Linked DNA regions of Homo sapiens: region 1 is linked to region 2. A link is a loop called in an ENCODE intact Hi-C map of the cell type or tissue named here. Cell type or tissue: dorsolateral prefrontal cortex. All regions are shown on one strand. Each heading gives the region's core, and the rest is flanking DNA. Links, peaks and the distances in the headings are about the cores only. Region 1 overlaps KIAA0930. Region 2 has its middle 21 kb from the start of UPK3A.

Region 1 (8,319 bases), core at 257-8,256, 54 kb before region 2:
CGCGGGGAGAAGCGCCTAACACCCATCTCACGAGAAGGGGAAGCTAAGGAGAGAGGCCCTGTGCAGAGCTCACCTCCTCGAAGCTGTCAATCATGAAGAAGATGTTGGGGTAGCTGATCTTGGACTCCTCCCCCTTGCTGTCCATGGGGTGTTTACTGGGGGACGCGAACACTTGCTGGAAGAAAGCAGATTTGGAGGACAAGTGAGGCCCCACCCGGCACACAGGCCCAGAGCCAGTCCAAGCCAGTATAGGGAGGCCACCCGGCCCAGAGCCAGTCCAAAGCCAGAGACCTACCAGGAGATGTGGGGGATAAGCTGGTTCTGTGCTCCTCGAATGGGATACGGGATCCCAGGAGCTGAGCAGATTTCTGGAGTCAGACCCCTCACCTCCAGGGCAGAGAAGCAAGCAGGAGGACTTGTCTCTCTCTGCCACGCCCAGCCTGAACTGGCAGTTAGGAGGCTGGGGGCTCTCGTGCCAGGGCTCACCTGAGATTTCTTCTTATGGATGTGAATGTCCCCGCCGTCAGCACGTGTGCACACCGCACAGGTCACCATGTAGTCCAGCTGGAAGAGAGCACGGGTCAGCGTGCAGGGAGGGGTCAGCCATCCCACAGGGCCAATCCGCAGCCCCACCCATCCCACCCCATACCTTCTGCAGGATGAGATTCAGGCAGACGCTCTCCTCCCAGTCGATGTCAGGGTCTCCCAGGCCTGGCAGCTTCTTGGAGTCCCGCCGGTACACCTCCACCTCCACCTCAGGCTCAGCTGCCTGCGAGGCCCAGAGCAGAAGTGAGTGCCCAGGGCCCACTGTGGTGCTCTTCTTCTTCCCTGACTACTATGCAGGCATTACGATGGACAAGGACTCCAATTCTTTTTTCTTACTATTTTTTGAGACAGGGTCTCACACCGCTGCCCAGGCTAGAGAGCAGTGGTGCAATGACAGCTCACTGTAGCCTCAACCTCCTGGGCTCAAATGATCCTCTCACTTCAGCCTCCCAAGCAACAGGGACCACAGGCACGTGCTACCACACCCGGCTAATTTTTAAAACTTTTTGTAGATGTGGCGTTTCGCCATGTTGTCCAGGCTGGTCTTGAACTCCTGGGCTCAGGTGATCCTCCTGCCTCGACCTCCCAAAGTACTGGGATTACAGGTGTGAGCCACCATGCCCGGCCAGAACTCCAATTCTTGCTCCCCAGTTCTCTAGCGACGGGAGATGGGACCCAGGGGCCATCCATTCTCCTCACTAAGCCTCAGTTTCTTCATCTGTACAATGGACTAAGGGCATCTTCCCCTCAAAGTTGTCATAATGATTTAAAGAGCTCATATTTGCTAAGTGGCATCAATGATAATAGTGACACCTACTGAGCTCTTAGTGGACGGCGGGGTCTGGGCTACACATTTTACAAATTATTAATCCTTTTAAAGCAACCCTGCAATGCAGGTATCATTAGCCCCATGTTAACAGATCAGAGTCAAATTTACTGAAGATCAATAATAAATACATATCAGAGAGAAACCAAAGCATGTCTACACCTCTCCTGGGAGACTGGCTTCCAATTTTTTTTTTTTTTTGAGACAGAATCTCACTCCATCCGTCACCCAGGCTACAGTGCAACACATCTTGGCTCACTGCAGTCTCCGCCTCCTGGATTCTAATGATTCTCCTGCCTCAGCCTCCTGAGTAGCTGGGATTACAGGCACGTGCCACCACACCTGTCTACTTTTTGTATTTTTGGTAGAGACAGGATTTCACCATGTTGGCCAGGCTGGTCTCGAACTCCTGACCTCAGGTGATCTGCCCACCTCGGCCTCCTAAAGTGCTGGGATTACAAGCATGGGCCACCGTGCCCGGCCTCAATTTATTTCTTATTTATTGTTTTGAGACGGAGTCTCGCTCTGTCACCCGGGCTGGAGTACAGTGGCACAATCTTGGCTCACTGCAACCTCTACCTCCTGGGTTCATGTGATTCTCCTGCCCCAGCCTCCCAAGTAGCTGGGATTACAGGTGTCTGCCACCACACCTGGCTAATTTTTTTCTGTATTTTTAATAGAGAGGGGGTTTCACCATGTTGGCCAGGCTGATCTCGAACTCCTGACCTCAAGTGATCTACCCACCTCGGCCTCCCAAAGTGCAGGGATTACAGGCATGAGCCACTGCACCCGGCCTCAATTTATTTCTTATTTTTTTATTTTTTTGAGATGAAGTCTTGCTTTGTCACCCGGGCTGGAGTACAGTGGCACAATCTTGGCTCACTGCAACCTCTACCTCCTGGGTTCACGTGATTCTCCTGCCCCAGCCTCCCAAGTACCTGGGATTATAGGCGTCTGCCACCACACGTAATTTTTTTTTTTTTTTTTTAATAGAGACGGGGTTTCACCATGTTGGCCAAGCTGATCTCAAACTCCTGACCTCAAGTGATCTACCCACCTCGGCCTCCCAAAGTGCAGGGATTACAGGCGTGAGCCACCGCGCCCAGCCTGGCTTTCAATTTTGAAGCAGCTGTGCTGACTGGGGGCCTCTGGTCCCGGTCCTGGGTGCTCTCACTGACTCGGGCTCCGAGGGGCTGGGCACTGCTGGGCCCTCTTGCAGGTGCACAGGCCTGCACCCCCCAAAGGCAGAGCTGGGATCTATGGAAAGAGGTGCAAGAGGCCAACCTTGCCTAGGAGCGAGAAACAGACGTCCCCGGGTCGGGGGGCCCCACTTCCACCGCCTGTATGGTTCTGCAGTCACCCCGAGCCCCTGAGCTGAGAGTCCTGGGGTTCACAAGACTCTGCTGTTCCTCCTGGTCTCGCTTCATTGACCTGTTCATTTGCTTTTGCTCAGCAAAGCGCTGTGGACTCAGTGAATGAAAGGCTCGGGGGCACGATCACACGGCTGTTCGGGGCAGCACCACAGCACAGGCAGGCGAAAGAGCAGGTTCCCCATCAGAAAGGTGTCCGTGTGCGCACCAAAGCCAGGCCCAAGAGGACACTGGGAGCTGCCCGGTACCCACTGACAGGAGGGTGGCCAGGCCGCCATGGTACACTCTGCAGGCATTACACAGCAGTGAGACCAGATTACAACCACCTGTGTCAACAGGCATGACTCACAAACATGACATGCGGAGAAAGAAGCCTGAAACAACATATACTGCCCGATTCCAATGTATGAGCTGTGAGAACAGGCAGAACCACCGACTCCACACACATGAGCTGTGAGAACAGGCAGAACCACCGACTCCACATGCACGAGCTGTAAGAACAGGTAGAACCCGCCAACTCCACACACACGAGCTGTGAGAACAGGCAGAACCCAACTCCACACGCAGGAGCTGTGAGAACAGGCAGAACCACCGACTCCACACGCACGAGCTGTAAGAACAGGCAGAACCCACCGACTCCACATGCAGGAGCTGTGAGAACAGGCAGAACCCGCCCGGGAAGTTTGAGGAGACAGAGCAGCAGCTGCCCAGGGGGAGGTTGAGCCCTGGGGTGGGGTGAAGGGGCCTCGGTGTTCTCATCACACTCTGTATCTGGGGGCTGGTGAAACCAGGTGTTCAGTCTAAGAAGAATCAAACTGTGTACACGTCTGTGTTTTTCTGTATAGACGTTATATTGAAAACAATCTACTAAAAAGGAAAAAGTGAGACTGGGGACAGGGCTTCGCCGCTGGCAAACTGTGTGACCCCAGGAAGCTTCCTCCCCGTCTCTGAGCTTTGGTTTTCTGAGTGGGTGTGAAGGTGATCGGCACCTTAGGATCCTGAGGTGTCACGTGACCGTGAGACACAGGGCTCCGGCCACCAGCGCAGAGCCAGCAGCACACAGAGCCAGGTCCCCCTCCTGCCAAAGGCACACAATGGGCTGCCCAGGAACACAGAGCGTTTTGTCCAGGGCTGGAGGAAACAGAGGGCAGGGAATCCAGGACATCCCTCCCTGGGAAAGGCTGGACTGGGGATGTCCCTTGGGCCCTGGAGCACTCGGGGTTCCTGGCATCCTGTCCCCCTGACACTGCAGCTCCTGCCCATCCACGCTCCCCTGCTAGGTGCAGGAGGCCCGGCTGGTTGCTATGGCAACCGGGTACCAGCGGGATGGGCATGGGGAGGGGGCGGGAAGTAGCCAGGCTCCCGCAGAGGACTTGCAGTGCGCAGGCGACTCCGCGGGTCCCCCACCTCCACCGAGCGCTCAGGGCTTTTGCCAGGGGGGGTCTCCCCGTCTCCCCATCAGCGCCTCCAGCCTGCCCCCTGCAGGCCACCCTCAGCACTGCAGCCCGACAAGCTGGGAAAAATGCCAAGTTGGGGCAGCCCCAGGACCCACCCACCAGGCCCCGCAATCTCCATCGGCCTAGTCTGGCAGGTCCCATGTGGCACTCGTCACACACCCTCCCACTCTGCACTCACTGGTCCCTCCACGGGGCGTGTCCTCAGCCCACTGCTGCCCGCTCTCTCTGTCCTACAACCCGCCCGCCAGATGTCACCTTCTGCACTCCCCCCACCACCGCCGCCCTGCTCCTCTTCCCACCATCACAGCACTGATGGCTCCATAGCACTGGCCATACCGTCTGTCTATCCAAACAGACTGAGGCCAGATATGAGTCATTTCTGTGCTCCCAGCACTGAGTGTGGGGGGGCATCTGCACATGGCTCACAGTGGGTGTTCAATAGAACATTCTAGCATGTAAACAGCTGGACTGCCACCTGCTCCCGTGGGACTCAGGCTTCCCTCACTGACCTCGACACCCCCAAATTTTCAGCAGATCCTGGATGTGACCCCATCCCCTCTGCTCCAAATTCCTCAGGCCTAGATCCAGGGCTGCGCTTTCTCAGTGGAGGGCTCTCACCTTTAACTTCTGCTCCACCCAAGATGGACCCCTCATCTGCCGTTCCTTTCTCCTCCCCCTACCCCGGCCTATCCAGGGTGCACACAACCCGTCCTCCCACCTCCCTGTCTGCCCTCTTGACCAGAGTCGTGACCTCTCTGGAATCAAAATTCAAAGTACAGCTGAGAGTGTCTCAAATGCACCAAGTCCTCGTTAGAGCCCTGGCTTGCAACAGACTCTGCCTTGGGGAAAAGACCAACATTTGGGGGTGGGAGAAAAGTTCTCTGCAACCTGAACTCCAGCAGAAGCTGAGAGGCCACAGTGGACGGAGGCAGGGGTGGGGTCCACAGCCCTGGGACGACAGAGGGCCTGAGCCTCCGAGTTCCGGTTCCCATGGGTGAGAGGAGTCCCTCCCCCAGAACTGTGCAGAGGTGAGAGGAGCCTGTGCCCGCCATGAGGGTCACGGGCAGTGAGGATCCTGAGGCACCATCCACCCCCCTGCCAAGGGCACTCATATGGTCACACTAACCCCAAACATCCCAGCCTCCCAGGTGTCCAGAATGGGAGGGCCCTCACCTTTCGGGGCACCTGCCCTGATCCCCTTTTACCCCAGAGAGGAGATGACCTGGCAGTGTCATATGGTAAACCAGGGAAAAACAAGACTGGCCTTGAAAGCTGGTCTCTCGATTGTACACCCAGACAGGGCGGGCGTGGCAGCAGGTTCTGAGGAGCCCTGAGCCAGCTCCAGAAGGTTCTTACTCGGGGATCCCATCACCAGTCAGGCCTCCTCTTCATCCCTCCCAGAAAGCATTCCCTGCCTGCCCGAGTGTGGCTCTAGTCCCTGCACACCCTGCCTGCCCGAGTGTGGCTCTAGTCCCTGCACACCCGCCACTGAAACTGCTGCGCCAAGGCCGCCACCCCTCCCTGGTACCGAATCCAATGGGCCCTTCAGACACTGCACCCCACTGGCTGCACCCACGTCTCCAGACCTCCCCTCTTGGGGTGCCCTCCCCTCTCCTGGCTCTTCCCCCACCTCTCTGGCCAGTTGTTCATGGTCTCCTGCTGGTCCCTCCAAAGTGGGGCTAGCTCAGGGCTCGGGGCCAGCATGCAGGCACCCAGGCCCTTCCACTTGCAGAAAATCCATCCCGCGTGTGTTCAGGCTCAGAAAATGGGCCCAAGGCAAGACCAGGCTCCAAGTAATCCCTGCATGAGCCTCTGCCAGCAAACCATGGCCCCGGAGTTACAGAGCCAGGCAGGCTGCAAGTTCCAGACCTAGCTACACGGCCCTCTCATTTCTTGTTTTTGAAGGAAAACAAAAGCGTTTCCATGTCTGGCATATGGAGTTGATTAAACATTTTACGAACAGCAAAAGCTTGTGAAAAACAGAGAAGGAAGCATGCAAAATGTATTTTATTAGCTCCTCCCACACTGCGATTTAGTGGATGAAATACGTTAGGCGAATCACTTCATCTCCGAGCCCTCCGTTTCCTCATCTGTAAAAGGGGTAAGAACACCCACCCTGTCGAGTTGTTGGGACTTCACAAGGAGGCTAAGAAGAAGAGAGCTCAGCACTGTGTCTAGATGATGGCGAGGGCTCAGTAAGTGGAAGGCACCGTCATCATCACCACCACTGAGTCAGGTCACCCTGCCATGGCCAAGGGAGGGCCCTGGGCTCTGGAGTCCGACCTTTGCTCTACCATCTACTGACTAATTATAAGAGGCCAGCCGAGTTAGCTGTCTCTGATCTGTTTCCTCAAAGCTACGACGGTGACGGCAATCACTGCCCTTCAGGGTCACAGTGAAGATGAATGACAATGTGTACAGACACCCAGCACATCCAGATTTGCACATGAGACTGTCTACACAGTTCCTGGAATACAGTAGGTGCTCAATAAATATCACTCACCCTCTTTGATATGCATGAGCACTGTAGGAAAGCCCACATGTACACCGAGAGCAGACACCACAGGGATGCTTGGGGCACAGACGCAGGGGCAGGGGCCGGGGGTCACTCACCTTCCTCCCGTCTGCACCGCTTTCGCTGCCGGAGTACGCCAGCTTCCGGCGCACATAGAAAAGCATGTCGTCCTGCCGGGGAGCCCATTTCTCCATGAAGTAGGTGGAGAACATCCAAGTCCAGAAGACGATGCGGTCATCCTTGAAGCACCCTGCAGAGGGAGGCCAGACAGGAGTGAGGAAGGACGGCCACCCTGGCCCTTGCAGCATGGCCTTGGCCAAGCTGCGCCCATACCCCCACATTTCTGGCCAGAAATTTGCGAGGGCTCTGAGATGCGCCACCCTTCCCTCACCACTCCCGACCCCCACCCATGGAGCATCCAGAGAGGCTGGAGGACACCTCCCAGGAGGCCCAGTTCCTCCACTCAGCAGCAGCCTGAGAGCCCATGCTCCCAGCCCCACAGCTGAGCCTGACTCCAGCCTGGGGATGAATCAGCAGCTTCGGAGGAAAAGGAAAATCCCGAGGAGCCAGGAACGCCACTGGCTGGCTGGTGTCTGGGCTGGAAGCCGGGAAGGCTTGGCTGGGGGGGAGCCTTTGGAGAGGCAGGGCTCTCACCAACATCTCTCACCCCCACCCACTCCCCCTGGCTGCGGCAGTCCCAGCGGGAACCCGACTTAAAGGGACAGCCGCCCTCCAGCCAGCCAAGGCTGCAAGCGGGAACCGCAGGGAGACAGCACCCGCCCCACCCCTGCCCCACGTCTGCGCAGCTTCGTGCTCATCTGATCCTCACAGGGACTTCTCCTTCTATTACAAATGGTATTTCTTTATGATAAATATTTGTAATATTTTCCTGCAAAAGAGAAAAAGCCCACAGGCTTTGGTAGGGAAGATCTGGGTTTCCATTCCAGCGCTGCCGCTGGTGATGGGACAATGGGCGGGGGCTCTGAGCCACAGGTTCCTCGGGGCACATGCAGACAAACCGAGACCACGGGCACACAGCAGGATCAACATAGGTGGGTCTGTCCCCTCTCTAGACAGATTCAACACTTCAAAATATGCAGCCAAGCTCTCTCTTATCAACTCAGTAGATTAAACCGGGTCTGCTTTTGTTTTCTGTCTTCCTCACTGACCAGTGCAATCTAGTGCTGGTACTCGGGCTGGAAGGCACTAATCCCGACACTTAGAGATGGGGAACGTGAGGGCCAGTGGTGCCAGAACCCTCTCTCGCGCTCACAGGCAGGCCAGTGGGCTGACCAGGACTCGGCCACTAGCTGAGTCAAATGCAGAACACCCCAGCCTTGGTTGACGTCAGCCACAACACTAACCAAAGAACCAGGACTCACAGCCAGCCCCAGCCCTCGGCCCTCAGCCCTCAGCCCTCTGCCCTCTGCCCTCAGCCCTCTGCCCAACAGTGTGTTGCTCACCCACTCCCATGCCCTGCCTGGCTCCTGGGCTCTAGGGCAGTGAGAGGGAGGAAAAGAGAAGGAGGCTTCATCGGTGAGGGTCTGGGTCAGCGAGCCTTGTCAGCCTCCAGGGGTGAGGGCCAGGAGAGCCCACGGGACTGGC
Region 2 (8,319 bases), core at 118-8,117:
AACCAGACCCTACTCCTGTCTTATCTGACTCCTTAGAACCCTGTTCCTGCCCTGAACCCCCTCCTTCCCCTCACAGCACCCAGTTTGATTCGTGGGTGTGACGGCTCTACTACTCTCTCACTCCCCCATGGCCTGCGGCCCTAGGAGTGGAGTGTGTCTGTCTGCTCACCAGTATAGTCCCATACCTGGCCCAGAGCTGACACATAGTAGGTGCTCCATGAACATATGCTGAGTTAGCAAATGCACGAGTGAGCCAGGATGAGGAGGAGAACTGTGTCACTGTACCACCGTCTGAGGGCTTTGCAAGTCGCTGCTGGCAAGAGGGAAGACAATGATAGAACAGCATGGCCCCCAGGGGGACAGGGCCAGCTGTGGGAGAACTGCTGCCCTGGTGGGCATCGGGGGGACAGTAACTATGGGGATCCCTGAGGTCACTGCCCAGAGTTCCCTCTAGGACACCTGGCTTTCCTGGCTGCTGTGGGCCATAGACAGAAAGGACAGGACAGGAGCGACAGAGAGCACTGTCTCTTTAAGAAGCAAGAATGTAGCCGAGCAAGGTGGCTTACGCCTATAATCCCAGCACTTTGGGAGGCCAAGGCAGGTGAATCACTTGAGCCCAGGAGTTCAAGACCAGCCTGGGCAACATGGAAAGACCCCCGTCTCCACAAAAAAAATACAAAAATTAGCCAGGCATGGTGGCACGTGCCTGTGGTTCCAGCTACTCGGGAAGCTGAGCTGGGAGGATTGCTCAAGCCTGGGAGGTTGAGGCTGCAGTGAGCCGTGATCACGCCATTGCACTCCAGCCTGGGCAACAGAGTGAGACCCTGTCTCAAAAAACAAAACAAAACAAAAAGAAGCAGCAAGAATGTGCTCGTTCTCCCTTATAGGTGCTGACTGAAGCTGCACGGGAACCACCAGGTCTAGGATAGAGGCAGGAAGGGCAAAGGTGGGGGGAACACCAGGGGAAGTGAGGGCTACAGGAAGAGGGGCCTTGGGGCTGGGTGCGGTGGCTCACGCCTGTAATTCCAGCACTTTGGGAGGCCGAAGTGGGCGGATCACCTGAGGTCAGGAGTTCAAGACCAGCCTGGCCAACATAGTGAAACCCTGTCTCTCCTAAAAATACAAAAGTTAGCCGGGTGTGGTGGCAGGCACCTGTAATCCCAGCACTTGGGAGGCTGAGGCAGGAGAATCGCTTGAACCCAGGAGGCAGAGGTTGCAGTGAGCCAAGATCGCGCCACGGCACTCCAGCCTGGGTGACAGAGTGAGACTTTGTCTCAAAAAAAAAAAAAAAAAAGAAAGGGGTTGGGGGAGGCTTCAGAACAAGGATGTGGGCTGCAGGCCCGACTTGTCTCCTGGCATGCTCAGCGATAGGCAGGTCCCCACATACCCTGGGCCTCAGTTTCCTCATCAGTAGGAGAAGGGGGCCCCTCATTCCTCCTGGATACTGAGAGCCACGAGGAAGTGGGGAGAGCCACACTCGGGGCTAGAATCCCAGCTCCACCAGCCCCTCGCTGGGTGAAGCGGCTCAGCCTCTGTGAGTCTCAGGTCCCTTCTCAGCAAAGTGGGGGTCATGGGGGCCGTGCTTCCCCATGGGGCTGTGCACACATTCCTTGCGGTCCTGCCTGGAAGCCTCTAGCACTTTCAATACAGGAATGGTTTTCATGGTCCGTTTTCCTTAAGACTCAGCACACAGAGACATCATTCATTCATTCTCCCCTCTTTCATCGTTGCCTGCCTCCTCAGGGTAGGCCCTTGATGGCTGGGTTCTGGGGACACCAAGTGCTCCCCACAGCCTGAGATATCAGTGGTTCATGGCTTGGCAGGCTGCCCTATGATTGAAGAAACAAGGAAGGGACAGGTGTGTGTACAGACGTCAGAGCAGCCAGGTGCAGAGGCAGGTGCGTGTACAGATGTAAGCGGGGTCAGGTGCCGATGTTATGGAATCTTTGGGGTGTCGCTTTTCTGGGCAGAAACCTCTGTGGCCAGTGGCATCTTTGTCTGAGTTTTGCTTGGGCCCACTGGGCTCATTCCGCCCACTTGTCCTGGCAGACTGCACTCGGCTCACACTATCGGCCTGGATCCCACGTCTACCAAGGGAGACTGCGTGGGGTGGTGACGGGTGTGTAAGCACGCGTGAGGTCCGGCCACTGCACAGTCAGACACGCCGGCTGCTGCAGTGGGGCAGGCAGCTCCGGGTGCCAGCATGGGCCCCAGCTCTCTGCGAGGCTACAGCTGGACCAGGCGCACTGCAAGCAGCTTCCACAGCTGGCACTGGGGAACACAGTGGCTCTCAGAAGCTTGGAGATGCCAGAAACCACAGGGACCCAAAGAGGGCATCACAGCCCTGGCTTGGGAGACTCCCCGGTCTGGGCTCCCCAAAGGGCTGCAGCTCTTCCTTCCTTCTCTTCCCCTGCAACGTGGCCAGCAAGGGGCATGTCTCAGCACTGTTTGTGTTATAGCTCTTTTAGCCTTATTCAGTGGGTCCCAAGTTCTTGTCCTCCACTCAGGAAGAATGAGGTACGGAAACAAGAGGGTGAGCAAGACGAAGAGGAGCTTTATTGAGTGACAATAGCTCAGAGGAGGCCCTGGAGAGGGCAGTTCCTCACTACAGCTGGTCATCCGACGTCTGCTCAGCTCTGGCTGAGCCTGGGGCTTCTGTCAGCCTCAGAGAGGGGGAAGTTCATGCTGACTGGTCCATGGGCGGCCATGGGCAGGCCCAGAAAAGGCAACACAAGTTCGCACTCCAGTCCACGGCACTGACAGCCTGGCCCCCAGCCTTCAGGGCCTCCCTGGCCTGAAGGTGGGCCTCACCAGGGACTCACCCCCTTCTGCCCAGAAACCTGTCTGCCTCCTGCTGCCATTCATGGCGCCCAGGCTATAGGTACCAAGGGGCGTCTGCAGGCCACTGCCAAGCTGCCCTCAGTTCCTCCTCAGCTTCATTCCTATGCTCATCAGTGCCCAAAATCTGGAGAGGGCTGAGACGGCAGGGGGCTGGCATGTCAGCACTGCCCTGAGTGTGTGCACACCTGGCTGGGCTGTGACAAAACCCAGGCTCGGCCCCAATTTTGCCCCAAGATCAGAGCAGGTGCCGACAGCAAGGAGAAGCCAGGCAGTGGGAGCAGGCATTTCCAAGCCTGTGAGGGCAGGGGGGCCTTCCAGGGCCCCCAAGAGTGCAGAGATGCCTGGGTCCGCAGTGGCAGTTAGGGCCGGTGCAGCTATGTGGGATGTGGGGCAGGACTCCAGCCTGCTCCGTGGAGCGGGAGGCCCCGGTCTGCAGCTGTGGTTTGGGCGGCTGCAGCTGCACCTGGGAGGGTGGGGTTCCCACCTGCTCCCAGGCTCCGAGAGCACAGGGATGCCTGGGTCCACAGCCGTGGCTTGGGCAGCTGCAGCGGCATGCAGGGAGCTGCCACCCCGACTCAGAATGGGAGAGGCTCCTGCCTGTCCCCAGCTCCTGCCAGTTCCATGGAACATGCAGCCCCAGCCGTGCCTCCCTGCTGCAGCTGGTGTGACAGCAGCAGCCGCTCCAGATGGCCTGCCACTGCCACCACTGAGACAGGTGTGTGTATAGAGGTCCATTTTATTCAGGCTGGCGAAGGAAGGCTTCTCAGGGGAGGTGGCCCTTGGGCTTCCTCCAGATGCTCTGGAGTCCTCAGTGTCTGACTCCGGCAAGTCTTTCTGAAGAACAAGCAAAGCTCTTTCTCTTGCCACCGCCAAAACATTTCCAAGGGACTCTTCAGAAGAGAGTCAGTCTGCACAGCTCCCCTGGGGCCTGGGCGGTGGGGGCAGAGATCTTATCCAACTTCTCAAATGAGATTCTGCAGGCTCCAGTGACTCGCTGGAGGTCACCCAGCTGGTAAGAAGAGGAACTGGAACTTAACCTCAGGGCTTCCACCCCGGCTCCTTCTTCTGCTCCACAAATGCAGCCCAAGCCTTGAGGGCAGTGAATAGGTCAAGGGCCAGGACAGTAGCCTGGAGCCACCCCACGAGGGTGTGGGAACCGAGGGCGGGGTGGCATGGTGAACATGGAGGAGGGAAGCCCCTATTTTTCCTGAATCCCATGCCCTGGGATCCCAGAGCAAGGCTGGCCAGGGCTGACCTTCCTTCTCATTGCAGCATCTGCTCTCAGGGCCAAGGATTGCTCTGATGACAGACTACAGGCAGAGCGAGTGGCCGGCAGGAGCCACGTGCTTCCGGAGCCTCCTGCGGCCACCCCTGCCTCCGCACTCCCCCTACAGTCCACCTCGACACAGCAGCCCAGGCCACGTTTCCAAAGCCAAAGTCAGATCATGCCATTCCTGTTCTCATCTCACACAGAATAAAACCTCAATTCTTGTCTCCGCCTGCAAGTCCCTGTACAATCCGGCGCCTGCTGATCTCATCAAGCTCTCCTGGAACCAAATCACCAGAGCAACACCATGGCAGGGGCCTCCCTCTCAGAGGAGGAGGCATTGACAGGAGATGATCTCAGGGCAGACAGTTCTAGACCAGGACAGAGCTGGAGCTGAGGCCTGAGGCAGCAGGTGCCTAGCCAGGGGCCAGCAAGGAGGTCTGAGTGCTGGAGGTCAATGTTAGAAAATAGTCGGGGCCCAGACCAGGCAGCCCATGAATGGGTTTTTCTTTGGTTCACACAGTATATTACAAAACGGACCCACACATATGTAGTTAACTGAATTTGTTTGTTTGTTTGTTTTTGAGAGAGTCTCTTGCTCTCTTGCCGAGGCTGGAGTCCAATGGTGCAATCTCGGCTCACTGCAACCTCTTGGGTTCAAGTGATTCCCCTGCCTCAGCCTCCCGAGTAGCTGGGACTACAGGCACACACCATACCTGGCTCATTTTTGTAATTTTAGTAGAGACAGGGTTTCACCATGTTGGCCAAGCTGGTCTTGAACTCCTGACCTCAAGTGATCCACCTGCCTTGGCCTCCCAAAGTGCTGGGATTACAGGCGTGAGCCACAGTGCCTGACCAAATTAACTGATTTTTGACCAAAGTGATGAAGCAACTCGGTGGGGAAAGGAAAGTGTTTCCACAAAAAGTGTTGGATCAACTGGACGTCCATATATATATAAAAAAATGAACTTCCACACTTACTTCATACTACATACTAAAATTAATTTGGGGCTGGGTGCAGTGGCTCACACCTGTAATCCCAACACTTTGGGAGGCTGAGGTGGGTGGATCACAAGGTCAGGAGTTTGAGACTAGCCTAACCAACATGGTGAAACCCCATCTCTACTAAACATACAAAAATTAGCCGGGTGTGGTGGCACTCACCTGTAATCCCAGCTACTCAGGAGGCTGAGGCAGGAGAATGGCTTGAACCCAGGAGGTAGAGCTTGCAGTGAGCCAAGATCACACCACTACACTCCAGACTGGGTGACAGAGCGAGACTCCATCTCAAAATAAATAAATAAATAAATAAATTTGGGGGAGTCTATAAAATGGACCACAGACCTAAATGGAAGAGTTAAAACTGTGAAACTTTTACAGGAAAACAGCAGAAAATCTTAGTAACCTTGAGTTAGACAGAGGCTTCTGAAATAGCACACAAAAAGCACAAATTATAAAAGGGATAATTGATAAATTGGACTTTATCCAAATTAAAATTTTTTGGTTTTTGCAAAGCATACATCCAACAAAGGACTTGTATCTCGAACACTTTCTCAGCTTTTTTCCATTCCCTTCCTCATCCAAGGAATATTTTTAGACAATCCTTCCTAATCACCCCCATGGAAATTTAATACACAGGTACCCGTTTATGTATTGTGCGTTTATTGTGCTTTGTACATAAAGAGCACAATTTTTTCATTTCACGAGAACCAATTTTTTCCCATTGGGGGCAATTTTGCCTTCATTGAAAATGCATGATCAGGCCAGACACAGTGGTACACGCCTGTTGTAATCCCAGCGCTTTCAGAGGCAGAGGCAGGCAAATCACTTGAGCTCAGGAGTTTGAGACCAATCTGGACAATATGGTGAAACTCTGTTATCTACAAAAAAGTAAAAAAACTAGCCGGGTGTGGTGGTGCATGCCTGTGGTCCCAGCTACCCAGAAGGCTGTGGTGGGAAGTTCACCCGAGCCCTGGAGGTCGAGGCTGCAATGAGCCACTGCACTCCAGCCCGGGCAACAGAATGAGACCTTGTCAAAAAAAAAAAGAAGAAGAAGAAGAAAATACATGATCTAGAATATTAAAAAAACTCTTATAGTAAACAATAACAACCCATTCTTTTTTTATTTTTAATGGGCAAAAAATTTGAATAAACTTTTCACCAAATAAGATATACAGATGACGAAAATGAAAAGAAGTTCAAAACCATGAGTTCTGGGCGGGCACAGTGGCTCACACCTGTAAGCCCAGCACTTTGGGAGGCCGATGCGGGAGGATCACAAGGTCAGGAGTTTGAGACCAGCCCATCCAACATGGTGAAACCCTGTCTCTACTAAAAATACAAAAATTGGCTGGGCGAAGTGGTTCACGCCTGTAATCCCAGAACTTTGGAAGGCCGAGGCAGGTGGATCACGAGGTCAGGAGTTCGAGACCAGCCTGGCCAAGATGGTGAAACCCTGTCTCTACTAAAAATACAAAAATTAGCTGTGCGCAGTGGCAGGTGCCTGTAATCCCAGCTACTTGGGAGGCTGAGGCAGGAGAATCACTTGAACTCATAAGGCAGAGGTTGCAGTGAGCTGAGATCACGCCACTGCGCTCTAACCTGGGTAACAGAGTGAGACTCCATCTCAAAATAATAATAATAATAATACAGAAATTAGCCTGGTGTAATGCTGCATGCCTATAATCCCAGCTACTCGGGAGGCTGAGGCAGGAGAATCACTTGAACCTAGGAGGCGGAGGTTGCAATGAGCCAAGATTGCGCCATTGCACTCCAGCCAGGGCAACAAGAACAAAACTCTGTCTCAAAAAAAAAAAAAAAAAAAAAAAAAAGATTCCCTAGGGAATGAGATGTTACAGTGAGACACCACTATACATATACCAGAATGGCCAAAATGAAGAAGACTGAACACACTAAGTGTTGGTGAGGATGTGGAGGAACTGGAATTCTCACGCACTGCTGGTGGGAATGTAAATGGATATCCACTGAAAGACAATTTGACAGTTTCTTAAAAAGTTGAACACATGCCTGCCACATGGCCCAGCCATTGTACTCTTAGGTATTTATCCAACTGAAATGAGAGCACATGTCCACATGGAGACTTGAACAGGAAGGTTCATAGCAGCTTTAGAGCTAAAATTTTAAAAGCGCCCATTAACAGGTGAACGGATCAGCTAACTGCATATCCAGTTGCATATCCTACAATTGGATACTACTCGGCAATAAAAAGGAATGAACTATTAATGGCATCTAAGAAAATGGATGAACCCCAAAATAGTTATGCTGAGTGAAAGAAGCCAGACCAAAAAAGAACACATGTTATGATTCCACTTACATGAAATTCTGAAAATCTCAGTCTCATCTATAGTGACAGAAGCAGACCAGTGGTTGCTTGGGGGTGGGATGGGGGTGGGGTGGAGGAGAGGGGAGGGGGGATGAAGAGGGAATGGATTACAAAGGGACAAGGACATACTTTTTCTTTTTCTTTTCTTTTCTTTTTTTTTTTTTTTGAGACGGAGTCTCACTCTGTCACACAGGCTGGAGTGCAGTGGTGCGATCTCGGCTCACTGCAACCTCTGCGTCCGGCGTTCAAGCGATTTTCCTGCCTCAGTCTCCGAAGTAGCTGGGATTACAGGCACCTGCCACCACACCAGCTAATTTTTGTATTTTTAGTAGAGACGGGTTTTCGCCATGTTTGGTCAGGCCGGTTTCAAACTCCTGACCTCAGGTGATCCATCTGCCTCAGCCTCCCAAAGTGCTGGGATTACAGGCGTGAGCCACCGGGCCCCGCCAGGGGCACACTTTTGGGAGTGACGGAAATGGTCATTATCTTACTGTGGTGATGGAGTCACAGAATATACATCTATATTCAAAACTCATCAAATTGTATACTTCAAATATGTGTGATTTATTTTATTTTATTATTTTATTTTGAGACAGGGTCTTGCTTTGCCACCCAGGCTGGAGTTCAGGGGCACTATCATAGCTCACTGTAGCCTTGAACTCCTGGGCTCAAGCAATCTTCCTGCCTCAGCCTCCCGAGTAGCTGGGATTACAGGCACGCGCCACCACACCCAGCTAATCTTTTATTTTTGTGGAGATGAGGTCTCACTATGTTGCCCAGGCTGGTCTTGAACTCCTGGGCTCAAATGATCCTCCCGCCCATGTCCACGCATGGTCCTTCCCTCTGCCGCACACAGAGGAAGGACCTG

Evidence for each region. A loop is a pair of places that touch in the nucleus more often than their neighbours do. Peaks named below come from ENCODE experiments on the same cell type or tissue, not always from the same donor. Only the 100,000 strongest peaks of a DNase experiment are listed, where the experiment ranks them.
Region 1: it touches region 2 in a loop (4-fold over the local background); 8 of 110 quality-filtered maps call a loop at or near these places.

The regions. Positions count from the first base shown.
Region 1 is chr22:45,205,144-45,213,462 of GRCh38, forward strand. It overlaps KIAA0930, which reads right to left. Exons shown (of 10, transcript NM_001009880.2): 2 at 6,813-6,964; 3 at 650-769; 4 at 487-564; 5 at 74-175. Among named protein-coding and RNA genes, the nearest start is that of MIR1249, 8.3 kb to the left of the region's middle. RefSeq lists enhancers at 5,847-6,347, 6,479-7,028, 7,029-7,578. In dorsolateral prefrontal cortex, for the core only: CTCF peaks have their summits at 4,239 (motif pointing left), 4,440 (motif pointing right), 7,392 and 7,595; DNase peaks (open chromatin) are centred at 3,878, 4,348, 7,378, 8,023 and 1 weaker place; H3K4me3 peaks cover 5,136 bases; H3K27ac peaks cover 7,713 bases.
Region 2 is chr22:45,259,738-45,268,056 of GRCh38, forward strand. No RefSeq gene overlaps it. Among named protein-coding and RNA genes, the nearest start is that of UPK3A, 21 kb to the right of the region's middle. RefSeq lists enhancers at 3,613-3,662, 3,673-4,508, 3,933-4,122. In dorsolateral prefrontal cortex, for the core only: a CTCF peak has its summit at 4,211; a DNase peak (open chromatin) is centred at 4,204; H3K27ac peaks cover 426 bases.